7 separate regions of the Homo sapiens genome follow, and all the other regions are linked to region 1. A link is a loop called in an ENCODE intact Hi-C map of the cell type or tissue named here. Cell type or tissue: A673. All regions are shown on one strand.

Evidence for each region. Hi-C counts contacts between places; a loop is a spot of excess contacts. Peaks named below come from ENCODE experiments on the same cell type or tissue, not always from the same donor. Only the 100,000 strongest peaks of a DNase experiment are listed, where the experiment ranks them.
Region 2: a loop joins it to region 1, with 5 times the contacts of the local background. A loop is called at or near these places in 11 of 110 quality-filtered maps.
Region 3: a loop joins it to region 1, with 5 times the contacts of the local background. A loop is called at or near these places in 23 of 110 quality-filtered maps.
Region 4: it touches region 1 in a loop (4-fold over the local background); 4 of 110 quality-filtered maps call a loop at or near these places.
Region 5: a loop joins it to region 1, with 4 times the contacts of the local background. A loop is called at or near these places in 7 of 110 quality-filtered maps.
Region 6: a loop joins it to region 1, with 4 times the contacts of the local background. A loop is called at or near these places in 4 of 110 quality-filtered maps.
Region 7: a loop joins it to region 1, with 8 times the contacts of the local background. A loop is called at or near these places in 31 of 110 quality-filtered maps.

Annotation. Positions count from the first base shown.
Region 1 is chr13:60,328,166-60,332,165 of GRCh38, forward strand. It overlaps LOC105370228 (a long non-coding RNA gene), which reads left to right and starts at 260. Exons shown (of 3, transcript XR_942002.3): 1 at 260-403. RefSeq lists a silencer at 1,534-1,603. In A673, a CTCF peak has its summit at 1,649; DNase peaks (open chromatin) are centred at 1,586 and 3,716; H3K4me3 peaks cover 418 bases; H3K27ac peaks cover 4,000 bases.
Region 2 is chr13:59,904,490-59,908,489 of GRCh38, forward strand. The region is part of intron 20 of DIAPH3 (diaphanous related formin 3); the gene reads right to left. Among named protein-coding and RNA genes, the nearest start is that of DIAPH3-AS1, 110 kb to the right of the region's middle. In A673, a CTCF peak has its summit at 2,148; a DNase peak (open chromatin) is centred at 2,132; H3K4me3 peaks cover 487 bases; H3K27ac peaks cover 2,858 bases.
Region 3 is chr13:59,390,200-59,394,199 of GRCh38, forward strand. No RefSeq gene overlaps it. Among named protein-coding and RNA genes, the nearest start is that of DIAPH3-AS1, 620 kb to the right of the region's middle. RefSeq lists an enhancer at 1,613-1,722. In A673, a CTCF peak has its summit at 1,617 (motif pointing right); DNase peaks (open chromatin) are centred at 1,642 and 2,092; H3K27ac peaks cover 1,005 bases.
Region 4 is chr13:60,162,246-60,166,245 of GRCh38, forward strand. It overlaps DIAPH3 (diaphanous related formin 3), which reads right to left and starts at 1,683. Exons shown (of 28, transcript NM_001042517.2): 1 at 1,342-1,683. The coding sequence starts at 1,521. LOC105370227 (a long non-coding RNA gene) reads left to right here and starts at 1,812. Exons shown (of 2, transcript XR_942001.2): 1 at 1,812-1,954. RefSeq lists enhancers at 2,072-2,121, 3,210-3,504. In A673, no CTCF peak of the experiment used is centred here; a DNase peak (open chromatin) is centred at 1,746; H3K4me3 peaks cover 3,342 bases; H3K27ac peaks cover 4,000 bases.
Region 5 is chr13:59,769,004-59,773,003 of GRCh38, forward strand. The region is part of intron 27 of DIAPH3 (diaphanous related formin 3); the gene reads right to left. Among named protein-coding and RNA genes, the nearest start is that of DIAPH3-AS1, 240 kb to the right of the region's middle. In A673, a CTCF peak has its summit at 2,473 (motif pointing left); a DNase peak (open chromatin) is centred at 2,488; H3K27ac peaks cover 2,744 bases.
Region 6 is chr13:59,835,698-59,839,697 of GRCh38, forward strand. DIAPH3 (diaphanous related formin 3) reads right to left here. Exons shown (of 28, transcript NM_001042517.2): 23 at 3,627-3,751. Among named protein-coding and RNA genes, the nearest start is that of DIAPH3-AS1, 180 kb to the right of the region's middle. In A673, no CTCF peak of the experiment used is centred here; a DNase peak (open chromatin) is centred at 1,614; H3K4me3 peaks cover 640 bases; H3K27ac peaks cover 3,863 bases.
Region 7 is chr13:59,676,823-59,680,822 of GRCh38, forward strand. All of the region lies in intron 27 of DIAPH3 (diaphanous related formin 3), which reads right to left. Among named protein-coding and RNA genes, the nearest start is that of DIAPH3-AS1, 330 kb to the right of the region's middle. In A673, CTCF peaks have their summits at 1,589 (motif pointing left), 3,792 (motif pointing right) and 3,992; DNase peaks (open chromatin) are centred at 1,559, 2,639 and 3,809; H3K27ac peaks cover 3,622 bases.

The DNA.
Region 1 (4,000 bases):
ACATGATTTTTTTAAAACAAATTCCTCTGTAGCTATTTCTATGTGCCTGTCACTGTTAGAAGACATGAGCTATTACTTAATCTTCCTATTCACTCTGAGATAGCTACTATTATTATCTTGTTACAGATGAAGAAACCACAGGAACAGAAACTCAGAATAGAAAATCTATATCAATTTTTACACATGAAAATAGAACCTGACCCCTACCACCTGACAGAAGTTTTATATTTGGGGTATTGTATGATGGAAAAAAAAACCCAGAAAATGGGGTCTCTTACTGTGTAAAGAAGTGTAATGCTCCCAGAAGAAGAGAGTTCCACAGGGAGAGAACTGAGTAAGGAGACCTGACTTCCTCTGTGTGCAGGAAAGGCAGCTATGAAGGAAGACTGACCTCTTTGTGAAGGTAGGTATTTTGTTATCAAAAGGTGTCTTTCCTTTTGATAACAAAATAAAAAATTTATGTTAGCTAGAAACTTATCCTTTACTCTGCTAGTGCTCTACTAGAGCAATCTACATTTAGCTGTGTGTGATGTGCTTGTTTAAAGAGACCAAAGGAACATGGTGCCCTCAGGGAAGACGGCATCAGCTTCTTGAGTGGACCGTGGGTCACAGTTCCACGAGGTGATTAGCAGTGCTGTTTGGCAGTCTTAGAGGAGTATTCCAAAGAAATGTAAGACCAAACCTGGCAACCCTTATAGATTGGAGAATGCTTCCCTGAAAGGGGAAAAGAGGAAACTAGGAAACATTTGCATTTCATAATACACATGAATTGTTCGTAACATATAAGCATGATTTCATAGATAATCTTAAAAATAATCCAGTAATAATATGACACCGTGATAGCATTGTAAGTTAAAAAAAAAAAAATCACAAATCCGCTGGTAGCCTAACACCAACGAAACGTGGACAAATAACTTTTTGTTGAGAGTTACTCCTTTATCAGTAGCAACATTGTTGAGCTCTATTTGGAACCACAATGTATACATGAAGTAAAGTCTATTATTTGGAAATTTATAGATCAAATGAAAATAAGCCTACACTATAAGTTTAACCAAAGAATGCAAAATAAACTAGATTAATAATGATGAAGTGAACAGTCCTATATAATTAAAGAGTAAGACTAGTAGTGAAGAAAATTATGACTAACCCAACATAATACTGTTGATACACTGATGATAAAGGGTACTTTCAAAAAGCAGAAAGAATTTCAAGTATCTGCAATGTATAAATAGTGAGCAGTTTGCAAATTTGTTTAAAAGCCAGTAGAATGTTAATTTAGAGTCCCTAGTAAATTCCAAAATAAGTTTAATTTAATTTATGAATACCACATTGTAGTAATTCTTAGTAACTACTTACAAATTATTAACTCTCTTAGAAATGTTTTGGGCAGCATGTAATAGAAAACTCCAGCTGATATTGACCTAAGCCATAAGAATTCTTACTGTTTATGTAACAAAAGCCTGGAGGCATATGATTTGAGGATTAGATCAGCAGCTCCAGATTTTAGGGTACTTGCTTGATGTCTTTGTGATTATCTTGGACATCCCTGCAGCACCAGGCACCACATTCTCGGGCCTCAAAATTTAAAGACAAGAAGCAAGAGTGAGGCCAGAGTGGTGAGAGAGCTCCTCCCACAGGCCTGTTCCTGTTTATCAGGGAGAGAGAAACCTTTCCTAGAAGCCTGCCCATGAGACCTCTCAGGTCACGTTGGCCAGAACTGGGTCCATGGTCATGCAAGCTACAAGGGAGACCAGGAAAGTAAATATATGGGTTTTGTTTTGTTTTGTTGTTTTTTGTTTTGTTTTGTTTTTTTCCAGCTTCTAGAGAGGGAGAGATGAGCAAGGAAGAAGGAAGTTGGAAATGAGTGTTGGGCATCATTAATAAATGTTGGCCATGTTTTCTGTCTTAGTCTATTTGGGCTGCTATAACAAAATACCTTAGACTGGGTAATTTATAAACAATAAAAATGTATTGCTCACAGTTCTGGAGAATGAGAAGTTCAAGATCAAGGTGCCAGCTGATTTGGTGTCTCGTGAGTACCCATTCCTCAGAGGTGGTGCCTTCTATGTGTCCTCACATGGTAGAAGGGGGAAACGAGCTCTCTTAGGCCTCTTTTTTAAGGGCACTAATCCCACTCATGAGGGTGAATCCCTCTTGAAAAATCACCTCCTACAGGCTGCACATTTTAATTTTGTTGCATTGGGGATTAGGTTTCAACAAATGAATTCTCAGGGTATGGAAACATTTAGACCACAGGATTTTCCAAGTTTAGAAGCTCTTTCTCTGAATTTCTTACAACATGAAGCCAAGACTTCTTACATGGCAGGCCTTTCATGGGCCTATTCTCTAGCCTTCTCCCCACCTTCTCCCATAGACAACTGAGGTTCTGACCATTGTAAATGAATTGCAGTTCCTACACGTCAGCATCTGGACCTATACATTTACATCTTGGCTTTTCTATTCGCCCTTGAAAGAAACAGTCTGTGAAGTATGTTCCAGCCTTCTCTATAACCCCAGGAAAACTCCATTCTTTCCCCAGCATCCTGTATTCTTCTGTATCACTTGATCACATTGTTTTGTGTCTGTTTATTTGTGAGTCTTCCTCGCCAAACTCCAAAGGGGATTTTATTATGCTCACTTTGGGGCAGCACCTTGCACATTGCCAGGCATGGAATTATAGCTTCCTAAAGACTCCTTGAATGAAGGAATGGATGGATGAATATATAAATCTTTGGCCAGGCGCAGTGGCTCACGCCTGTAATCCCAGCACTTTGGGAGGCTGAGGCAGGCGGATCACTTGAGGTCAGGAGTTCAAGACCAGCCTGGCCAACATGGTGAAACCCCATCTCTACTAAAAATACAAAAATTAGCCGGGCCTGGTGGCACGTGCCTGTAATCCCAACCACTTGGGAGGCTGAGACAGGGGAATCGCTTGAACCTGGGAGTCTGAGGTTGCAGTGAGCCAAGATCGCACCACTGCACTCCAGCCTGGGCGACAGAGCAAGACTCCGTCTCAAAAAAAAAAAAAAAAATAGAAAGGAAAGGAGGGAGGGAAGGAAGGAAGGAAGATATAAATCTTTGGATTTAGTCCTTGCTGTCCTGTGTATGAATGTCCTGATATGAGCATAATTTTCTTTTTTTCTGCAGTTTTGCTCTCCTGCATATTTTCCCCTGGACACCCATCTTATCTGTGGAGCACAGCACCAACGGGCTGCTCCTTCTCTGGGCTGCTGATTTGTCCATTGTCAGTCCTCTGCAGGCTGCCTCCTAAGCCTCAGGTGCAGTCTGACACCTTGCTGCATTTCCTCTCTGCATTTACAGAGGATCTCCTCTGCGTTTTCTGCCTGTGATGCTACAGGGCAGCTCAATCTCAACAAGGCCCTGTCTGCTGCCTCCAAAAAGCCCTGTCCACTAAAGTAAGCCCGTTTCTTACCTCATCACTTTGTTACTAACTGTCTTTACTGATCACATTTTTCTCATTATATCTTCTAATAGGAGAGAATATTTTTCTTTATCAGAAAACGTTGTGTTATAAAAGAATAGAACTGATTTCCTATTTGAAGATTTTCACCACACCCAAAAGAGAAAACAAGAGAACACACAGTTTCTAAGGTTCTCCCTGGTTTCCTTACTTGCCTGGTCCCATTATGCCTGAGGAGGAGGGGTGGAAGGAGAGAGTTCAGCAGGAAACATTTCACTCTTTCCTGCCTCTTATTTATTTATAATTTTGAGAGTGCTCTGTCTCCAGGAGGGAAGTAATGCTTCTCTTCTCAAATTTCTCACTGACTTTCAAATGGGCTTAAATACTGATTTCTTTAGACTTCTGACCTAATGTATTCTACACAATATGAATCTGAGGTTCGATTTCTAGGTGGGTGGGTAAGAGGTGGAAAGGGTTTGTACTCAGAGCTCAGAACTGAGAACAAGTTGAAAGATTTGCCAATGTACAGGGGAACAAAAAGTGTGCAGAGGTCTCAGGAGTGCAGGCTTCTCTGCTACA
Region 2 (4,000 bases), 420 kb before region 1:
GAGCAACTGAAGGAATTTAGAGTCAGTGAAACATATTTAGGGGCATTTCATTCTCCATTTTACATCTTTACAAGATCCTCTATTTAATCAAATTAAAGAATTAACCAACTGCTATTTTCCATGCACCTGTCATGTACAAAGGACCAATGCGTCCCTAAAAAAAAATCACATCTCTATCGTTAAGTGAGTTATGCAGATCTTCATTTTAATTCACTTTTAAAACCAAACTTCAAAGATGCAAGATACAGCAGACGTCATAAATAAAAATAAAAAGACAAGTAAGAGGCAGTGAGAAAAATTGCAAATATTTACAAGAGTAGCGCTATAGAACATATAAGGAGCTCTTACAAGCTACAAGGCAATAAAATAGGAAAATAAACAATATTAATAGGCAATTCTAAGAAAAAATATAAACAACCAATAAATACATAATAACTGCTTCGATCTCATTTAATAACCAAGAAATATGAAATAAGTAAAATAAAAGTCACCAACTAAAAAAGAAAAACAATATTAATGATTATGCAAGGAAAAGAATCCTCACTTATATTATTCATAAAAGTGTAAGTTTGGCCAGGCACGGTGGCTCATGCCTGTAATCCCAGCAGTTTGGGAGGCCGAGACGGGCAGATCACGAGGTCAGGAGATCGAGATCATCCTGGCTAAAATGGTGAAACCCCGTCTCTACTAAAAACACAAAAAAATTAGCCGGGCGTGGTGGCGGGCGCCTATAGTCCCAGCTACTCGGGAGGCTGAGGCAGGAGAATGGCGTGAACCCGGGAGCCGGAGCTTGCAGTGAGTTGAGATCGCGCCACTGCACTCCAGCCTGGGCGACAGAGCGAGACTCTGTCTCAAAAAAAAAAAAAAAAAAAAAAAAAAAAGTGTAAGTTCACATGCCTTCTGGAAGGACAATTTGACAGTAACTAGCAAGATTAAAAAGGCCTTTCAATTTAGCAATTCAAAGACTAAGTATGATTGTGAGATGATTTACATCTCTTCACTCTCAATTTATTTAATCCTCAGAACAATACAATGTAGGTAGGCACTATTACTGTCCCTGTTATAGGCAAAATAACGGTCCCTCAAAGATATCCATGTCCTAATACCCAAAACTTTTGAATGTGTTGCTTTACATAGCAAAAGAGACTTTGCAGATGTCATTAAGGATCTTGAGATGGGGAAGATTATCTTGGATTATCTGGGAAGGCCCAATATAATCACAGGGTCCTTATAAGAGGGAAGCAGGAGGGTCAGAGAAGGGGTTGTGATGCCAAAAATAGAAGTCAGAGCAATGCTGAACCATGAGCCAAGAAATGCTAGCAGCTTCTCAAAGCTGGAAAAGGCAAGGAAATAAATTTTTCCCCTAGAGCCCTCAGAAGGAATGCACCCAAGCTAAACCATTTTGGACTATTGATCTCCAGAATTGTAAGATCATAAACTTGTGTTGTTTTAAGCCACCAAGTTTGTGGTAATTTGTTATAGCAGCAACAGGAAACTAATATAGTCCTACTTCATAAATAAGAAAATGGAGGTATCAAAAAATGAGTAACTTCCAAAGATCATATAGCTAGGAAGAGGTACAGCTAGAATTTAAACCCAGACAATGTGCAATACTAATGCACTGCCTTCAAATACAAAGATGTATACAGAATTATTTTTTAAAAAACCTGAGGCACGGAGAGAAACTACAACTAAGTGTCCTTCATTAAGAGAATGATTAAAAGGAAAAATCATAATATGGGCTATGAAATAAAATGCACGAATTTAAAAACAGTACAACATGAAAAACATATTCAAAATATATGACACAGCCAAAAAGTTTCAGAACAATGGATTTTTTAAAATGTTCACGTGAACATGCATACATTGGTAAATACACAGAAATGGAATTAGAAGTACAACAGATTGTTAAAAATGATCATTTGTGTGGAATGAAAAGAGGTAGTGGGATACGGGGGACATCTACATTGTATTCAATATTTCTATGTTATTTGAATGTTTTACAACAAGAATATATGATGTATTTTAAAGCGAGGGATTTTTAATGCAGGGAGATATGCACGAATTTCCTACAACATTTTTCATTAAAAAGGCCTCAGCTGCACAAAGTTTAAAAGCCCTGCCCTACAGTGACACCAAATGGTGGTAGATCAAAATACAGCACACAAACAGGACATTTGTTCGATTCAATCTTCCTATAAATGTTTGATTTCTTTGAAGAACAGGAAGCTTAACAGAATTAAATAACGTGGAGACAAATACTCAAAAACCTAGAATTTTTAATCAAAGAAAGTCTAGTACACCAAGCTTCAACTGCAAATTTTTAGGCCTCTTTCCAAACTTCAGCTAATCTTCTGATCCCACTGAATATTTACATAAATCATTTCTCACAGTTAAAGCATGCCACTGTGAACACAGTGATTTTACCTAATAGCTTATTGATCAAAGAAAGCCTACAAATACAAGAAATGCAGTCATAAAACTAAAGTCAGGCTCTACTCCATCGGAATCAACCCTTGGTAAGTAGGTAATATTTTGGAAAGATGGACGAGAAGGTGTTGGGGATAAACAGGGATGGAAAGAATCCAAGAAGAGACACAAGCAATGACTCCAATTAATGACAAAGTATATTTTCATTTGTTAATCTAGTGATAGAAAATTAAGCTGAGTAAAAGAGGAGGCTATTGCCTCTCAAATATACACCAATTTCTCCACAAGAAAATTTTGTCCTGGACTGTCCAGGGAAAAGAATATTTCAAATTAAGCACATCAGTCAGTATTCAGTGTCCTCTGCCCAGAACCTAAACCAACAAAAACAGCATGTAAATGGCCTTATTCATTACAAGCCACTATAAAAAGATACAGAGATAGACCACCTCTCAGGGCACTCCTCTAAAACACCATTTGGCCAGGATCCTTAGTCTTTTAGCATTAAATGAGAGTTTATTGGATTTTTGATGTGTTACTTTTCATATACCAAAATCTCCTAGAAAACACAGGACATATAAATATATGATCATCTACAAAAAAAAGTCAATAATATAATTAAGCTCTAAGGCCTTGAAATCATATAACTGGATTTCAATCCTAATAGGTACAAGCCAACTTACGACCACATGTTACCAGCACTACTTTACCCCACTCATGGATAATCAGCTCTAGAACACCTTGAGAGCTATCCTGATCAAATGAGTGCATGTCCAGTGACAAGAACCACAAGGAGATCAGTTCAAGAAGGTAACTTAAGTTTCTGAATTACTATATAAGTGACAGATGAACAACTAAGAACTGAGTACCACAAAAAGTATCCATGTCTACTACATATACATTTATGACTTAATTAGAAAGAGAGGTAATATCAGCATTAAATAATTTTGCTTCCAATTTCAACAGAGACATAAATATGAACATGAAAGTCTATATTACAGAAAATGTGAAAAATTAGGCACATCACATGGTTTAGTGGTTAGAAGTTTCAAGGATATACAATTTAATAGAAATTGACATAATTCCCACAGTAAATTTGTATACCATACTCTACAGGATATAGAGCCCTAGAAAACTGTATCTAAGTGATACATGATAAAAGTAAGACATATGGCCGGGTGCAGTGGCTCACACCTGTAATCCCAGCACTTTGGGAGATCGAGGTGGGCAGATCACAAGGTCAAGAGATCAAGACCATCCTGGCCAACATAGTGAAACCCCATGTCTACTAAAAATACAAAAAGTTGGCTGGGCTTGGTGTTGTGCACCAAGCTGTAGTTCCAGCTACTAAGGTAGCTGAGGCAGGGGAATCGCTTGAACCCAGGAGGCGGTTGCAGTGAGCCGAGATCGTGCCACTGTACTCCAGCCTGGTGACAGAGCTAGACTCTGTCTCAAAAAAAAAAAAAAAAAAAAAAAAAGTAAGACATTTCCAGTATACAAACTATTTCTGATATATGCTAATTGACCTTAATTGACATTGGTTACTAATATTTTAGATGTCTTACTTTTACAC
Region 3 (4,000 bases), 940 kb before region 1:
TCGTCTTCAGGTCTTGCAGCCATGGATATCAGCACTTGATCCAGTGAAGGTAGCAGGGAAGTGGAGTGGACTCTGTGAGGGTCCTTGGCTGTGTTTTTGTTTAGTGTGCTGGTTTTGTGTTGGTTGACCTCCAGCCAGGAGGTAGCACTTTCAAGATCACATCAGCTGTGGTCCCATAGGAAGGATGCAAACTTGCCCTAAGGACACCTGGTTAAGTATTCAGGCTTCTCAGGCGGTGGGCAGGGTCATAGAGCACCCAAGAGATTATGACCTTTGTCTTCAGCTACCAAGGTGGGTACAGAAAGACCATCAGGTCGGGGCAGGTTTAGCCATGTCTGAGCTCAGTCTCTCCTCGGGCAAGGCTTGCTGCGGCTGCTATGGGTGATGGAGGTGTGGTTCTCAGGCCAATGGAGTTATATTCTCAGGGCTATTATGGCTGCCTCTTCTGAGTCATACAGGTCACCAGAGAAAGCCAGCAGTCACAGGCCTCACCTCCTCCCCACGCAGCCCAAAAGCCTAAAGGCCAGTCTCACTCCCACTGTGCCCCCACAACAGCACCGAGTCTACTTCCTGGCAGCAGGTGACCATGTCTGAGAACTTGCTCCAGACCACCAGCCTTCTTGCTGAGAAAGCAAGCAGACTCACAGTTTTTCAGCATCTCAGGGAGTCTGAAGCAGTGATCTAGTTCCCTCAAAGGGTCTTTGGATTCTCTCTGCTTTACTGGTATGTTCCTATGGTAGTTATTGGAGCAAAAGTTCATGACGTGAGTCTCTACATGCTGCTCTGTCCATCCGAGCAGGAGCTACAAGCTAGTCCTGCCTCCTATCTGCCACCTTAACCTGTATCCAGCACTGGTATATTTATTACACAATATTTGTGGAGCATGCACAGGGTTGCTACAAAGTCCTCACATGTAATTGTAGATGTTTTTTGTATGGGCACTTCTATTCTCAACGCAAGTTTTAATTTTCCCCATGTTCTTCTATACGTACTCTCCCATGCTGATAGTTGAAATTTACTAAAGCAATCCCTGATAGTGATTTTTAAGCAATTTGATGAAGCTGAAAATCATGAGTCAAACCCAAGTAACACTTTTGTTCCTAGGCCATAGAATCAGAAAAACTTGGGTTTCAATCATGATCTATCAACCATACTAGATATTCTTCTGCCTGACTCCTGTTTCCACATCTGCAAAATGGGTAGAATAATATCTACCTACCATTTTAGTACTGTTGTGAAGATTAAATAAGATGGGCCGTAACTTTGTCTAGCTCATAGAAAGAACTCATGAAATAATGCTGTTGATAGCATTATTATTATTTATCACTAGCTTCTAGATTTTCTCAAGATATAAGTCTTCCTTTGGGAAGAGGCTCTGACCTCATTGTTTGTCTCAATTATGTTCTGTCCCAGAATGTCCATGACTGAGTGTCTTCTCGTCACTTCACTCTAGTCATGACACTCATCCTACCAACTAGTGAATATGCATGTCTGCCCCGTTATTAGACTATTGTCTCAGCATCAAACTCATTTTTCTATATTCCCTTTGGTAATGCTAGGGCTGAGACTCTTATTTTTCTTTTGCCAGAGGTTCTGTTAGGCATTGTCACTAGAGGGCACCAGAGGGAGACAGCTAGGCTAAAGGCAGGGACCACAAACACTTCCTGTTTGTGTCTTGCTCCTGTCTTGGTTTTCTGTTCTTATTTTAGTTTCCTGTTCCTATGTCACTCTAGCAACCCTTACACTGGTTTGTTCCAGTAGAATAGCTGATTCCAGTTTGCAATTTTTCCAACGCTTAAAGACCAGCCTCATCTCACCTCTCTGGTTCACCAGCTCTGCAGAGCCTCTCTTCCAAGTCACTAAGTGTTAATAATTTCAACTTCTTCCCTCATCCTCCAGGCCTAGGGTTATACTTAGTGTTCTCTTTTTGCCTTTTCATTTCTTTAATTCCTAGTTAAAAATCTTTATTTTAAACTCCTTCTATTAAAATAACAGGTGTGTATTTTATGTCCTGGCTGTACTCTGACGGACACAGATGAGCTGTATATCCTCCTTAGACTCTTCTTTAGACTCTATGCCAAGATCCCCTGGGGATAATCTTATATCCTAAGCTAAGTCAGTTCTTCACCATCCCATTATATATAGGCATTTCTCAAATATTTTCAGCCTCTGTGATTGTTAAGGCTAACTTAGCTCTCTAAGAAACTCTTGTCCCCACATCTAGCCACCACATTCATGTCTGCTGGCCCCTTAGAGAACAGACAGGTTTGCTCTACCTGATTGCCTCCAGTCATTTCCCTTTAAATCTTACCTCCCAGTGAGATCACCTATAAAAGGCTCCTGACTCAAGTTAGGAACATAGCCAATTGTTGAAACTGTTGAAGGTAGTAGAGAAAGGTAGACAAACCTGTGCTTCTCATGCCTATATCACTTATTTTACTTCTCTTCCATTTATCCCATCTCCAGGCCACTATAAAGAATCCATCAGTATTTTTCTCAAACATCATTTTCATCTTAGTTCTCCCTTCCTCAAGAATGTACAATGATTCCCTATTGCCCATCAGATCAAGTCTAACCACTGACAGACCCTGGGTATCATTAGGATGGCTTCAATCAATTAAACTGACAACATTCTATAGTCTTAGACTGATTTTTCCATTTTGTACTTCTTGCTTTAGTAACAAATTCAAATTCTTCCAGCTTTCTCTGTGTGTGTGTGTGTGTGTGTGTGTGTGCATCTGTGTGTAGAAGGAACTAGTGGAACTAGTAACAGCCTATAGGAATAGACCTACTAGGAGGATAAGATGCCTGGGAAGCTGGTCTACAGTTTAGCCAGGCTCACAGCTAACATGCAGGAGTACAGTACACTAGGGATAGGTGAATAGGGAGCCAGAGACTCCATAAAACTTGGCAAAAACCAAGAAGGAATCCCTTTAGAAATGAAAAAGCTTCTTGGGCAGGCTTGAAGCACTTCTTATCCCAGTTACATGCTGCCAGGGTCCACCAGGCATCCTCAGGGGGATCTGAAGTCCAGGAAATCATCATTCTTCAACCCTGAGGGTTGCTGTACCTCCACAATAAGAGGCCATCTGTGTACAATAAATACTATCTTTTACCTGCATTAAAGCTACTTGTGTACTTTGTCTATTTCCATCAGCCAAATATTATCACCCTTTGACAGCCACAAGTATCTGCCAGGTAAATTTCCACAGAAGGACTTCTTTAAAAATGTTTATTGTATAAAGAACTATCAACTAATCAATGATTATCTTTCATAATTAAACAGCTATCATCTTTAGTTGATTCTATGGTCGTTCCTCTGATTTTATTATATGTTGCCTACAAGGAAAATGGTCTGTGCCTAATTTATACGATTTGAAAAGATAGTTCATGCTGTGTGATTTTGTATGATTTATATGATTTATATGATTTTATAAGATATATGATTTTATATGATTCTATATGATTTATATGATTCTAAATAGCCGGGTGAAAATAGAAAATTGAGCCAAATGTCTGCAGTTTTTGTCTACATGGTATCAAACACCTAGATATTTAAAAATACCTGGATCATTGACATACCTTATAGATCAGCCTAAGAAGAAAAGTTAAAATGTGTAAAGCATATGTTTTTAGTGTTCTTACTGAATTTTTACTTGGCTAATAATGATTTTGCTTAAATGTTAAATTTTATGTTTGAGTTTTTTCCTTATAAAGATGACTTAGTACTAAATTATCCTTATTTTGATGTGCCTGTCATGACTTTTAAATATATTTACTGTCATTCATTTCATTTCAATGTTTCTTCTAAGTTACACTCTTGCCATTTACTCTATTTTAGCTCTATCATGATTAGGATATGGCATGATGCCATTTTTTTTTCATTCTTTCTTCAGGATTTATGCCAATATAGCTAGATTTCTCACTTAATGGTAAACTTCTCTGATTTCAGGAATCTAAAAAAAATACTGAGGGCAAAATGAGAGACATAATCAAAAGA
Region 4 (4,000 bases), 170 kb before region 1:
TACTAATTTAGATCCTGTTTTCATGACCTCCTTGCTGGGAATGAGTCACAGAAAATAACACCTCCTGTATTCTGGACCACAGAAGTTAAAACAAAATAAAATAAGATTATTAACCCAGAGAGTAGACTATAAAAGGAAGAAAAGTCATTGCCTTAGTGGATTCTTCTCACATTAGGCAAAAATCTTTCATTGGGAAGTTAACTCTGTCCTATTCATTCTTCAGATTTGTCAAGATAATGATCAAGTCCATACTTGATCCTTCTGCAAAATGTCACTATTCCTATGACCATTTTGATACTTAATTTGGCATAATTAATCTATGCTGTTCCTCATTTTCAATTAATCTATGCTGTTTCTCATTTTCAGTATTCTGATATATCTCATGTATCAGAATATGGGCTCTCAGTCTTATTCAACTATTATTTTTAACTAAATGTTATAGTTAGCAACTGGTTCACAAACCATTATTCCCTTAATTTGTGAATCATGACTTAAATTTCTCACAATTTTTACTTGCCCACATAAGGCAAATGCTGTACTCTCTCTCTCTCTCTCTCTCTCTCTCACACACACACACACACACACACACACACACACACAGTTTTTCCATATTCCTAAGGAAAATGGTGGAGTGGTCAATGTGAAATTTCAATTCTGTTGGACTCATCCCAAATCTATCAACCCTCTATGTGATTTATTTACACACACAAACCCCAAAATAATCATCACTGCCTATACTTTCACTAGTTGACACCAACGAAAAGACAAGGTGTTAATCATGACACTTTCCTTAAGTGTTAAACACAAGCAAACCAGAATAGCAAGTTTCAAATATTTAGAATTCTTTCCAAGCTAAGCAAAACATTCTTTAGCAGTGACCACACCACCCGCCAAGTTCTAAAACTAGCTGTTTCAACTTGGAAAATTATATCTACCTTAAAAGTTCTTATATGTAATTAAAAGTTCTTATTAAAATAATAAGCAGAAAAAAAACCTGTCACCTAAAAGTTCATTTTGATATATCTTATACCCTCTTACACTAGGGAGGAAGGGAGAACTTCGACTTAAAAAATGCAATGTCCACCTAGATGACGTCAATACATATACACGTTTGAACTGCTTTTCACATCAGCGTTAAGAAATTTGGGGGCAACACAAAGATCTGGGCATTTGTCACAGGATCCAACTACAACTAGACCCGGTCGTTGTCAATCTATGATCTTTGGCACCTCTGGATCTCTAGAATAAAACTTGGTCCCCAAGTTCTTGTGGGCCCACCCTCGGCAGTCAGCCCTACGGCGGGGCGGGAGCGGCCCCACCCTAGCTCCAGGCGATACTCACAAACTTGGGGCGCTTCTCCCCAGGCTCCTCGGGGCCACTGGGCGGCGGAGGGTGTTGGGGGCCCTTCCTGCGCGGCATCTTGCTTTCCCGGCAGCCGCGGAGAGAGGCTGAGGAAGGGTAGGGAGTCCCAGCGGCTGAGCCTTGGGCCGGGTGGTGCAGCCGCGGCTGGTGCCGTTCCATCTTTCCCCGCAGCTCCGGGGACCGGAAAGAAGGTGGCCACTCAGCAAGCCGCAAGCTGGAAGCTGAGGGATCGACAACAGGTTTTACTCCCGGGGTCCGCCACCCAAACAGTCAGCACAGCCTAGCCCAACCGCTGAAGTCGGGGCCGCAGCCAACACATCTGAAAACTCCCGCCACCCGTGTTGGCCCGGGACTGGCCAATCCCGCGCCGCCGGATCAATGACACGCTGAGGCACCGCCCCTTCCGGGCACTGCGAAACATGATTGGCCTTGCGGCCTGTCTATGCAGCCGCTCAACCCTTCCGGCGGTCCAGGCCGCTCACCTTAAGGACGCAGAGTGGCGTCAGATTTGGAGAAGCGCCGGGGACCGTGGAGGAAGTCATCGGCCTGGATTTCTTTGGATTTGCAGATAGGGTTCCAGCAGAACTGGAAGGTGGGCGAGACAGGCCCTGCGCCACCATTTGAGCAGCGCTGGGATATAAAACCATCTGCTAGCCCTCTCCTTGCACGTCTGGGGCTGGAAAAAGTAGTTCTGGGACTGGGTACGGTGCTGGAAGGGGTACTAGGCAGGATGAAACGACGGGGCCCACGACGCTCCAAAAGGAAGCCTTCTGGACATATTTCCTGCCTAAGTGCTCGCTCTGGGGTGGCAGAGGGGTCCACCCAAAATCAGACAGAGCTAGGCTAGGCTGAGCCCTTCAGGAGCTCACAGTCTCCTGTAGTTTCCAAACCCTAACACAATTAACCAAGGAATGTAAATGTCTATAGCAGTTGTTTTAGAAGTTCCTTGAGAACAAAAAGGGAAGTTATTAAATCTGAAGGAGTGGATCTGGAAAGGTAAAAGGAAAGCTGCATAGGTTTTCACTAGGCAGGAAACAGTGGCAGGGCATTCATTTAAAAGGCATTCCATTCCAGGCAGGAGCAAGGCCAAGAAAGCATAGAGGTGAAGAAACTTTAAGGTCACATAACAAAGGGCCTTGAACTGAAACCATGCAAAAGAGTTTGTTGTGTAAACCCAAGGTCAAGCTACAAGGCAAACACCGTTTTCTCAACACATCAATATACCCTCTTTAAAAATGAGCTTTTCCTTGGAACTATTCCTTTAAGATATCTGTCTTCTGATTATATGGAGGTGGTGTAGGCCAAGACTCGGAAACATGCAGTATTGATTTTGGTACAAGAAACAACTCTAGGTACTCTGAGGAGTTTGGCACAGAGGTTCAAAAAATGAGCCTTAGTTCTCAGTAAGTCTTCACACTACAGCTTTTCTTTTTTAATATTTGTTTTACTGTGCCAGACTCTACAGCTCTGTCCTCAAAGAGCACATAATCTTTAGGGAAACTTACAGGAGAACAGCAAGGTCAGGAGAACTACAAGTAGTTCCTTATATCTTGATGACAGACCCAGATACAGATTTTATTCCTGCCATTTACTAGCTATTTGATACCGGAGATGACGTTTAACTTTCTTTGCTGCTTCATCTACAAAAGGGGGGTAATTATACTAATACCTATGAAAGAGGGGCATTTTCAGGCCTAAATAACATAGCATATGTAAAGCCCTTAGAGTTTTGTCAATGCTCCTACAGGAATACTGTAGTTGAAGAAGTTGGGATTATTACTCAGGGAGGGAGAACATGCACTATGGGGAGCCATGAAGTGTCTTAGGTAAATGGTATTAGAAAGCACTTAAAGGATTTGGGCTTTGATTAGGTGATTTGGGAAAGACTCCGTGGAAAGAGGTGGGAAGGGTTGCTCAAGATTAAGTGCCTTCAGGAAGTGGAGACAGTTCAGTGATTATCTTATCTAGGAGGATGGCAGGCTAAAAGACAAGCCTAAAGCTGTAACTGACAAGCATTAGTCATCCATATCATGGAGAGAGGGGAATGTTTGATTTTGAAAGACAAAACAAATTAAAGATCTAATTGGCTTTTATTTGCAATTCCAGAATAGGCAAAACTTCATTCTCTAAAATAGAATCTGTTCCAATGAGCTAAGCAGAGGAGGTTGGCTTTATAGGCAGAAAAAAGCTAGAGAACAGAAATAAGGAATGAGAAGCAGATGAGTTGTTTCAAAGTTACTTTCCTTATAGGGTTAAAACAGGGGAACTTTCTTAGCATACCAGCTCAGATAAACTTGGCCCCTTCTGATTGGGTGCTATGAATTTCCTGCTTTTTGGAAAACTGGCTGGTTTCAGAGTTGCTTTTGATTATGTGGCAATACGCATGAGGGACCATTCTGCTTTGGTCTGGTCTGCCGGAGCCTAGTGCAGCAGATTAGTCCAAAACTAAGGTTAGTCTATAATCATTTCCCATGAATTTATTTAACATTGATATTTTCTGATTTGCATACTGACCTTGTTATTGTCTGTGCTTAGACAAAACATGGAAGTGATCTTGTTTTGTCTCACTTCATCATGGTCACAGAGTGACCCTGTCTGATATTGCTGTTCTGTGAGATGCTGTTCATCAGGAGAACAA
Region 5 (4,000 bases), 560 kb before region 1:
CTTTCTGATTACTCTCTATCCATTTAACTGGAAAAAAAATCCCACTGTACCACTTATGAAAAGAGAACCACCTAATAAGGATGCAAACAAACTGCAGGCAGATGCAGCATAAGGTGTGGTTCAACAATTCATATCTGTGGAGCCTTTATCACAAAAGTTTTACAGACAGTTCACAGAGTGTACAGTGGAAGAGAAGTCCCTAGGAGAGTAGGAATTAATGTATCCTGAAAAACACCAGTCACTCAGTGGTATACCAGAGGTTACAAAGAAAACAATCAAGAAAAGAAAAAGAAATGAGAAAACCAAAGTCTTCTTTCAACCTTCGTTGTATAGGCTCCACTACTGTGTAATTCCTCCCAACTTCTTGATCTCTTTTCTGCTTCTCCTTCACTTCATTACTCACCTGACTCCATTCCTAAGGTTCAGTCCTTAACTTGCCATTCTCTTGTTTTAAAGATTCTCCTTTAGATAACTCACTTGCTTATGAATTATTAGCAATTCTCTGTGGGGGTGTCTTAACCTAGAGCTCTAGGCTGGGCCTCTTTCCTTTTTGACTTTTTTTTTTCTTCCCCTCTTTGACTTTTCCCCATCCATAGCAGCCGATTCATACTGGCATATAGGTTGCCATGAAGTCCTTTCAATCCCTCCCTCTCACTTACACTTTAGTTCCATACTAACTATGGGGACCTGTCATTTTCATGCTCAAAAACCTCAACAATCCAAATTCCTTGGCCTGGTGTCAGACCCGCAATATACTTCTTCCCCATCTGGTACCTTAAACTGGGCCAGCTGATTTCTTAACACTCAAACACCATACTATGATATTTATTAAAATGCATTAATAAATATTTTAATTATCTTGATTTAAAAGAGGAGATTTTACTATTTTCTGTAGACTACAGAAAATCTTTAGGTTTGGACTGTGTTGAATAAAGAAAATAGATAATGCCCTGTACTCATCAACAAATACATTCTTTTGTTTTAATGTTGCCACACTTTGCTTGACTAAGGGAAAGATATTTAATAAGTAGCCCTCCACTTCTAAGAAGTGAGTAACCAAATCGAAATTGAATCTCCCCTCCCCTACATCTGATCCGACAACTCTTTGAAGCTATGCATAGACCAAACAATCAAATATCTCCTTTTGATGATAGATAACTTCAAGGGAGGAGATGGGAAGCGGTTAACTGTGTTCACAGCTGGAACTTTAGCAACTGGCATATCAAATTATTTGGGTGACATTAAGAGATTTGATTTTACTCCTTAATATGTATTAACAGTTCCATTCAAGTATAAACATAAACATGTCTGTTCATTCAACACATTCTTATAAACACTTACATGCCTGATACCAATCCAACTAAGTATTGGGGTTACAGCAGTCAACAAGACAGATATGCTCCTTTATGCCTTGTCTCCACTCTGATGAAACTCATGAGTACTGTGACAGACACTGAATAAAAACATCTTCAGGGCAGTGTGTATTATAAAATGGGAAGACTAGGGTGTTACTAGAATGTACAGTTCTACAAGGTTCAGACTGGGGTTCAGAAAGGACCTCCTGAAAAATTGCATACATGCTACTACTGCTGCTGCTGCTAGGCTCACTCTTGCCCTTGGGTTTTGGCCTCATTTCTACTCATCTTTCAAGTCTCAGCTTGCATTTCAGATCCTTTCTGGAAGCCAGCTCTAAACTGTCCTCATGAAGTCTGGATCAGTCTTTCTGACTTCCTGGTCTTGCCAAAATTTTTTGTTGCCTCTAACCTGGCATTTACCAAAAGTAGGGCAATTATTACTAGTCTGTCTTTCAACTAGATGGTGCATTCTTGGAAGATATCTATAAATCTTAAGTGCCTAGCAACAGCTTAATAAATTTTGCTGAATAAATAAAGATTTAGCACATACTTCATTTCTGCCTGTGCCTTTACAGCCAAAGCAAAAGATAACAGGTACAACTTGTAACCAAAGTGTTTTTGGTAGAGGTTTGGACCACAGCACAAAGGCTGGATAATTCAGTGCATGAGATGTCTGCTTCTGAAGTCCACTGAAGTTAGAATGCTTGAGGTCAGTTTGCTAAAATACATATAGGGACATTTTAGCCCCAACGTCCAGGAGGATACTTTACCAGAATTTTTTTCTATTCTGAGAGAAAAGATGCTCTCTCTATATATAAAAAGAAACCTAAGAAGTCTGAGACTATAGCTATGATTTAAGAAGGCACAGACAACACACAGACAGCAAAAGATATACAGACAATAAAAAATTAAAATTGCAGCTAATAAACTCAAATTTAGGCTTTGGATATATATTTTTTACCCAAGCTTTCTATAATATTTCTAACACAGCATAGGTTTATTAAAATTAACAAAAATGTTTTAATACTGAGTTTATTAAAATAAATAAAAAGTGGTCATAATTAATTCCAGATTATTTTCATAATCCAAACCTCAGACTAGGAAAACAGTGCTATCTAGTGGCTAAATTTGGGAAGAAGAGATGAGGCACACCAGAGGCTGGAGAACCTCTGAGAGGCTGTGTCTCAATTGTTTAACTTTATGTTACAAGCTAAAAAAATGTATGCATATAAGTCACCAGCTCATGGATGGGAAAGGAATTAGACATGGATTCAAGCAGTTATATTAAGAGTATGGCATGGCAAAGAAAGTAACAACTTGGACTCTGAAGTCGGATAGGCATGCATTCAAAATTTGACTACGTGCCCTTAAACAAGTTATCAGACCTCTTTAATACTTGACTAGTTTCGACTATGAAATGGAGATAAAAATATTGACTCTCTGATAGAAATATTTGAGAAGGTTAAATGGGTAATATGCATAAAATATTCATCATAGTGCTTGGCATTTAGTAAGCCAAATATCTCAGTAAACATTAGCTTATTATTATTAATATTATCATTATTTTACATAGGCTATAAATGAATTTCACATAGCTGTAGAAAATCTTTTAAATCTTTAAAAATAAGTTATGAGATCAATAACAATATATACTTGTAGAAAATATAAATATTAGACATCAATTTTAAGTATATAAAAGCAAATTAAAAAATAAGTTCAATCTTACATTTCAATCACATAGTTCAGTCGTAGGGTTAGTATTTTCAATGAAAAAAAGTAGTTTTTAGAAATAGAAAGATTTCCAATGAACTCCAAAATGTCATCCTATACTAAAAATAATCACTACCCTTTTTGCAATGAAGACATTTTCCTTAACCAAATCCTGCATTTTTGAACATCTAGTCCAATAAATCTACATACACACAATTCTTAAGATAAATTTGGTCATTTGGATTTCTTTCTACTTGGTTAGAAATATGAAGGGAAAACACAACAGAAATATGAATAGAAAATACTTTCTAAAAATGTAGGAATTCATCACATTTATATTAGAACAGAGAATTTGAACTTTGTGATATATCTTGTTCGGCTTGCTGTATAATCTACTAGCTTAATTATCATAACAGCCTTAGAACTTAAGCCAGTACACATTAGCTTTATAAAAATGCAATGCTCATCTGCTATATATATAATAAACAGAAACATTATGATTTATACGTAATTGTATCTGAGCCATTATATCCCAGACACTTTACTAATATTATAGTCACAAGGCTGAGTTCTCCAAGACCAGTGTACAAAGTTATCTGAACTAATTTTCCCCCACATAGTATCTAAAAATATATATTTTAAATTAACTGTAGGATGGTATATGCATATCATTAATCATATCACAATCATTGTGTTTGGCTGTGGCTCTTTTTTAATGACTTAAAGTGGGGGCTGAGTTCATTATGCTGTTACTATTAATAATAAAAAATAACTGAAGTACATATACGAAATCAAAAAAGAAATACAATAGGAATTGGAACCATATTCTTGTCACAGCTGTGTCACTAACCAGCTCTGTACTCTGGAAGTTTTCAGCCTCTCTGGGTTTCTATTTATTCATGGATAATACAAAATCATCCTTAAGATCAGGATAG
Region 6 (4,000 bases), 490 kb before region 1:
AATAAATCACCCAATTGCCCCACTTCCCACTCTTACAACTGGGCCGTGTATTATACAAGTTTACATTTCATCCATTCCAATCTTCTATTTTACTTCCTAGTCGCCACAGTTCAAAGTTCAACATACTAAATTCCTTTATCTGAAAAATGCTGTACATTATGCAGTGTAGAATATAGATATAAGTAAATCTTTCTCTCAATGAATTTACTGGGCTGGCTTTAGCATCTACCCAGTGATTTCAGAAGTTTCTAAAGCATTGCTATATAGAATAACACACAAAAAAAGTGTGAAAATAAAGTGGGATTTCAATGAACAAATTTAAAGAATATAACATGGAAAGGAGTCAAGTAACTTGTCACATAAGTTGTAATAAATACAGAAATATATAAATGTCTAGCAAAATAAGTTTTTCTGAAAGACTCAGGAGAGGGAGTAGGAAGAAAATAGAAAGGCAAGTGCTCAGGCAAGAAGAATTTCAAGTGCAATGCTCCAAATTCTATTTGTTCTTCTCCTTAAAATAAGACATATCACAGAATTTAAAGATCATGAGAAAGGAACAAGCACTACATGACACAAATCCTGGCATATTCTTAATTTTCTCACCGATAAAAATTTAGTAAGTACGTACACCTCACATATAATAGCTTGCATGTAACAATACTGATATACATTGAATTTGGTTTCACATTTTTCAAGCAAGTAGTTACTGTGGAAATATTCAATTCTAATTAAGGCTCTGACTAGACTTAGCAAGTGGGAGGTAATAATTATTACTAAAATGTCAATGATATTTGAAATAATAGTGCATCCTTTTTAAAGGATGCACTAAATTCAATTTTTTAATATTAAGCAGTATATGTAAAGAGTAAGCATACACAGAAAGAATAAAAATACAACATACTATCATCGAGTGCTATTAGTAAAATTTCACATTACAATAAAATTGTATCTTAATAATTTAAAACAATTCAATTAATTGATTTAACAGTTCACTAAATTATAATTATTTAAGTACGTACTTGTAAGATACATTGTTAACAAATTTAAAAATACACATATTCTTCCAGAATTGGTGAATGAACCAAACATTTGATATGTACCTCGATGAATAAGCATTTCAATGAAAAACATGAACAAAGTTTAAGTGGTTAATAACAAACTTTAAGTATATTTTATTCATTGTGCATTTTAGCTTCCAAATTCTTCAATTTTTTAACATCTAAGAAGCTCACAATTTGCCATTTTAATAAGATCTGTATAAATGCATTTAATATGCAAAATCTGACATGTCAGTCCTAATTAATGTAAACAAAGACTCGCAATGAATGAATTTAATTACTTCGAAACTAGTATGTCTAACTAAGATGAAAAGCAAACGAGTGCAATCTAATCTCAGCAAAGAATATTTATGATTATAAGCTTTGTCAATAGCAAAGTGCACCAACTGTTCATATATCTGACTTCCAAGAGATACATGAATGCTAATCAGTTCATTAGAGGCTTCTAGGTTGTGATATTTAATGACAGGATGTAGTAGCTTTCTTGTCCATGGAGTATAATTGTACTCAGAATGAAAAATTGTTTCCAACAAAGCATCATCCTTCCTGTTTCTGATTTCCTGCTGGTTGCTTTTTATGAGCCGCATACCTTTCAAGAAGCCGACATCATTCAGTTTCTTGTGTCATATAAATCCAAGTATAGATATGTCCTGAGATCGTGTGCTAAGCAAGATTCTACAACCTTTACTCCAAGCTCAGGAATTCATCTTGGTTCTATAAACCTGAGCTTCATAATTAGTGCATTCACAGTGTACTACCAGAAGCTACATGCAAGCAAAATCTTTTCTGAACTGCTTTATATCTATAGGGAACAATAATAAGTAGTTCAATTAACAGTACTTAGTTATTAACAAACTGTCACATATGAATATTTTAACATGATAAAATTAAGAAAAAAGCTAAGAATGATGAAACATATAACTGCAATAATATATTTATTTTAGAAAGCACACTTTGTCATATGAGAAGGTAGTACAAAAAAATTTTTGATGAATACAGATTTCACCTTTACTTAAAAAGAAAAAAAAAAAAAAAGCCTTACTCAGTAGGGTGATAAAGGCATCCTCCCTAATGAAATAAGAAACTGGATGGGTGGCAAGATACAAAAGGAAACAAACACGTTAGCCTGAATTGATTGTTGCTGGAGTATATTTTTATGATATTTCCCGACAGAGACAGTGAAGGAAGCTAAAACTCAACTAGTTCACAATTAAGCTGAAAGCATATACAATAAAATCTATGACAAGCCAAATATTAATTTTGTGATTCACTAAATCTCAGGAGAGAAGAGGTAGAAAGAGGAAAAATAGTCATTTTATTTCAAGTACCTCAGTTTAAGATATTAGGAGTGTCTATTTATAAGAGCTCATTTTAGAAGTGAGTTATCTTTCATACAGAATTCATTTGTCCATATGGGATTTTAATAATGCATTGTAGTAATATTTTATTACAACACAAAAGATATCAGTCTGTAATTTCATAAAATGGTTTGCAAAGCAACTCAACATTACTTTCAGGAAATAAAAGTTTATTACTTCAGTTACTCATTAGAGATTAAGCTACAAAGTTAGTGATAATAAAGATAATTGAATACAAAAGAAACCTTAAACAGGACACAAGCCTCATGCTATTAATTATATATGTGTGTGTGTGTGTGTGTGTATGTATATACACACATACATACCGATTTATTTGGGTTAGGAAAATATCAATACAAGTAGTGACTATAATAAACTCCATTTTGATTTTATAACCATCTAGTATTTCTAAAGGAAATATTAAATTTTATGGAGCACAAACTAATTTATAATATATGCCAATTCTTGAAGTTAAGCTGACTAGTTAAACACGTTTATGAAGTCTTGTATCTGCTTCCTCAGACATTTCAAAGGTATCTAAATCACATCATGAGTTTAGAGTCAAACTTCCTCAACCTGAGTTTTAATATCCTTTCAATTCATCATGTACATCAGAAGGAAATAAGGTATATGACAGGGAAAAGATGAGAGAACATACTATTATCTAAGCTGATAAAAAGGAAAAAAATAGAAATTAATGATCATACATTTGTGGGTGGGCGTGGTGGCTCACGCCTATAATCCCAGCACTTTGGGAGGCTGAGGCTGGCAGATCACTTGAGGTCAGGAGGTCGATACCAGTCTGGCGAATATGGTGAAACCCTGTCTCTACTAAAAATACAAAAAAATTAGCTGGGCATGGTGGTGCGTGCCTGTAGGCCCAGCTACTTGAGAGACTGAGGCAGGAGAATTGCTTGAACTTGGGAAGCAGAGGTTGCAGTGAGCCAAGATCATGCCACCGCACTCCAGCCTGGGTTTCAAAAAATAAATAAATAAATAAATAAACAAACAGACAGACAGACAGACATTTGTGTATTATTCATGATTGACAGACACTTTGATAAATTTCCCTGCAAGAAGGCAAAGGTTAAACTTTCTGTAATTTGGCACTACAGAATGATCTCTGGTTACACAAAGACATCTAAAATATTAAATAAATTGTATCTCTAGTTGACTAGTGACTTAAGTTATTTAGCTATCAAAAGGATATGGACATCTTTGTCACAAACTTGTCATGCAAGTCCTCAGGAGGGGGAAAGGTTTCCAATTCCTTCTCAAGCTGTTGAAGCTGCCTTCCCATCTGCCTCAAATTCTTTTCCAGCGTTTCTACAGAGACTAAAAGAGAGTATATTAAATGCCCGGAAAGGACAAAATTATAATATATAAAAGGTAAGACACCCTAGAAACAAAACATTCATGAAAACAACTCACAATAATGTAAGAAAATTCATTATAAAATAAAAATAAATTTCACTTTTAACCTTTCAATTTAAAATCTAGTTATAAAAGAAATTCAGTAAGACAGTCTTTAAAACGTAAGACAAAATTTAAGAAATGCTCACACACACAAATAAACCACACTTC
Region 7 (4,000 bases), 650 kb before region 1:
TATTCATTAGAGAATTCAGTCCTGGGATACATTTGTGTTTATAACTGTTTTATAACAAAATAATTTTATGTATGACTATATACATAGAAATGTTCCTTTACTTCTCCCTGGCCTATTACTACATATATACTACATTAGCCATATCTAAACATAGCAATATGTTCAAGTAGTAAGAAATCTAATTCATATCCATCTAATTGTGACCTAACTTGATAGAACATAAGCTCTATGAAGGCAGGTATCTTGTTTTATTCACTGGTGTATTCCCAAGCCCTAGCACAGTGCCCACCTCATAACAAGTTCTTGATAATTTATTTCCTGAGTGACTAAACCCAAGCATGGCATGATTTTATTACCTTGCTTCACTTAATGTTTTAAACTAAACCTTAAAAAAAAAGGGAACACTTTGGAGTAATATTACCCAGATACAGCTGATGACATAACATTTTGCTTTATTGTACATTTTTTTGTGCTTTTGGGTCCCTTGAGGACTCAACATTGAGACTAGAACGGTACTGTCCAATAGAAATTTAATGAGAATCACAAAAATGGGCTATACATGCAAGGTAAAAATTTCTAGAAGCCACATTAAACATTGAAAAAAAAAGGTGAAATTAGTTTTAATAATATATTTTATTTAATCCAATGTCAAATATTATCACTTTGACATATATATAGCAAAAATATATTAATGATATCTTTGGCATTTTTTTGTACTAAGCCTTCAAAATCAAATGTGTATTTCATACTTACAGCAGATCTCTATTCAGACCAGCCACATTTCAGGAGCTTAAGAGCCACACCTGGCTATTGTCTACTGTACTGGACAGCACAGATCTAGAACCTGGAGTTTTTCACAGTGCTATTACCTATACATTATGTATTTAGAGTTGAATATGTATATATTATAAACAAGTGAAAATGAATTGTTCCAATATTTAGCATTTTATTGTGATTTTGTTTCATATAAAGAGGAAGGAGCAGTTATATATTTCTAGGTAAGTTGGATTTAGGTAGCTTCTGTGAATGGCAAAATAGACAAAGGCTAAAGATTAAAAATATACTCACAAAATCTGAATGCTAATAATGCAAGCCTACTGTTGCTACTGTCTATGTTTTGGCATCTGTTTATCCAGCCATCTAGGCATGGGGAGACTGGGTTACCGTTCAGAGACTCTTCTACTTTTGCTTACTAGTTCTGTACATGTTTTAGTAAATCCATGAAAATTAGGAGGATCTAACTTATTAAATCTAATTCTCCTTCCTTTCAAAATGAGAGTGACCTTTATGCTATTCTCCTATTCGTATTGGATCAGGACCTATGTGGGGGTTAGGTTCACAGTGTTGCCATTATTAGAAGCTGACGGACTGGCCTTTTTTTATTGTTCTATTCATAGCACAGCAGCATTATCTTGTACTAGATTGATGGTACCAAGCTTCATTATGAAATCTTAAACTATTTCTAAAATTTTAGTTTCATGTATTTCTAGAAAATGAGTGAAAAAAAGAAATCTGGCATAAGTCATAGGCATTACCTTAAAGAGAGTACTCAGGCTAGTACACTACTGCCTCCTACTGTCAGTTTGAGGAAAGTGAGAGAGCCCTACTCATCCTTATTTCTATTTACAGGTTTACAGACAAGTGGCTTTCTTCCTTCAAAGGACAATTTTGTGCAGATAACCTAGGAAGAAATATTGATGTTCTCTGAATTTCCCTGAATTCTTCCCTTGCTTAGACTGCTAGATCTGTGAAAAAAAATCCAGCAAACACCGTGAGCATGGATCTTTTTCCATTCCGAAAAAGAAATTGGTTTTAAAGGTAATTCAGAAAACATCTGTTCGTTTAAATTCTATTTCACATTATTTTGTTGTTAAATTTTTCATTTTTCTCTTCTTCCCACTTTCCCTACAGGACCTCACATCACATCTCTAAGAAAAAGAAAGAGAAACAAAACTCTATATTATTTTTAAATCTTTTAGCAGCCTTCTCCTAAATAAAAATATTAACAAGTATGACATGAGTTAATATAGCAGGAAACATAACAATTCATTAAATACAGATAAATGTTTAAAAGCTGTAAGTTATCTAAAATATGAAGGGAGTACATGACTACATGACAACTCAGGATAAATAGAAACTACTTATTTCTATAACTAGCATATTTGGATCAATGATTTGGGTGCTGGTTGTAGAGTCCTCTGCAATCAAACTGCAGTTTCAATTCTGATGGTTTTTGCCGAGTCAAAGAATATGAACCTTTATTTTAAAGATGAGATTTTTGATCAGCAAAATAAGTCAAGCAAAGAGGACCTTTCTCAGAAGCTGCTCCCTTTTAATGAGGAAAATAGTAAAAGGAATAGGTCAATGTCACTTCAGTTATTTTTTTGCAAATAAAACACCAAAGTTTGATTCCTATGAAACCCCAGGCTGCACTGAGGTCTCTGTAAAATTGGTTTCTGTAAACAACTCATTTTTAACACAGCATTGGCAGAGCTTGTGCTTCCTGAGACTGTGGACACACCATCAGATTGGGCCACACAATCCCCCTCTTTCCCTTTACTGCTGTAGATTCTTGCCTCAGGCTTCTCTTGTCAGCAGGGACTGTTTCCTCAAAGACCTGCTTCCAGTCTGTCTTCTCGGGGCTTTGGGCTTTGGAGCACCTCCTGTCTCTATGGTAACACAAAACACAAAGACTAGAAATGTACCATACAGAGGGCAGAAAAGAAAGAAATTAGAGTATAGTACTCCTGGTAAGCTAAAGAAGGTTCTGACAGCAGGAAAATGGACAAGGAGGACAAGATACAGTAACTGTTAGTTGTTCCATTTCACATACATCCTCTTAAAAGAGCTATAAGTGTTAGCACAGAAGCCTTAAAGTATGTGGAACTTTATAATCCATGTGGTATTTGAAATTAAAAAAATATTGGAGACCCATATTGGCCATAAATACTTGGCAATTCATTAAGTTACTGAGAGAAATAAGAATTCTCGGTGGAGACACAATGCACAAAAAGAATAAATTACATCAAGTATTACGGTATGGTTTATGTTAAAGACAAAGAAAAATATGTTACTATCAAATGGCAGAATGTTCTCTTTTTTATTTTTCAACTCTAAATACAAATTTTCCTACTTTATTTCAATCTGGGGCATCATAGTAAATGTAGCATCTGTTAGTTCAGTGGTTCAAAATAATCAGAAGGTTTATGTCCTCAAACTGTTGGTCAGTTCCATTTGGTTTCTTGGTCACAAGCAGCACCCTGAACTCAGAAGTGTTGTCTCAAAAACATGGTGGAGTATATGAGGAAGAGTAATGCTGTCAATTTAAACCCCAAAATATTTAAGAAACACACACACCTACACATTAGGAAAGATATATTATTCATATAGATATCTAATAAAAACATACATTGTCATACATATGTATCCTATCAGGATTTTAAAAATATTTCATGCAAGCCTATGACGTGTTGTTGAATATCAGTGTTGAGAGCTTGTTATGAACTTTAGAATGCCTATTAAAAAAATGCTGTAGAGATTGCTTGGCTGCTGGGCCTCAGGGCAGAATCTGCTGACACATTGCAAGCATTTAAACTCATAGATTAACGAAGTTGGTTCTGACCTCTGTTCCTTGAGGTAGTTAGTACCCCAACAATTAGACCAGCAGAACTTCAGGGATGCTAATCATACACTTACTTGCAGAACCCTGTTATTAGGATCTAAGAAGACTTCTTTCCTTAGTCTTTTTTTTTTTTTTAACTCAATCAATGAAAATGCAGCTATAAGCTATAGCCACTAGAGGTCAGACGGCTACACCTGTCACCAATCATTAAATTTGATGGGGCATTATAGTTCCCTGAATAACTTTTGGTGACTTAAAAAATATAGAACAGAGTACACTCATTTACAACTATTATGGTAAAATAATAATATGTTTATTAATTAATTATTCTATTTCTAAAGGTCTTAGATTTTGCAATGGTACTACTTTTCTCTATTG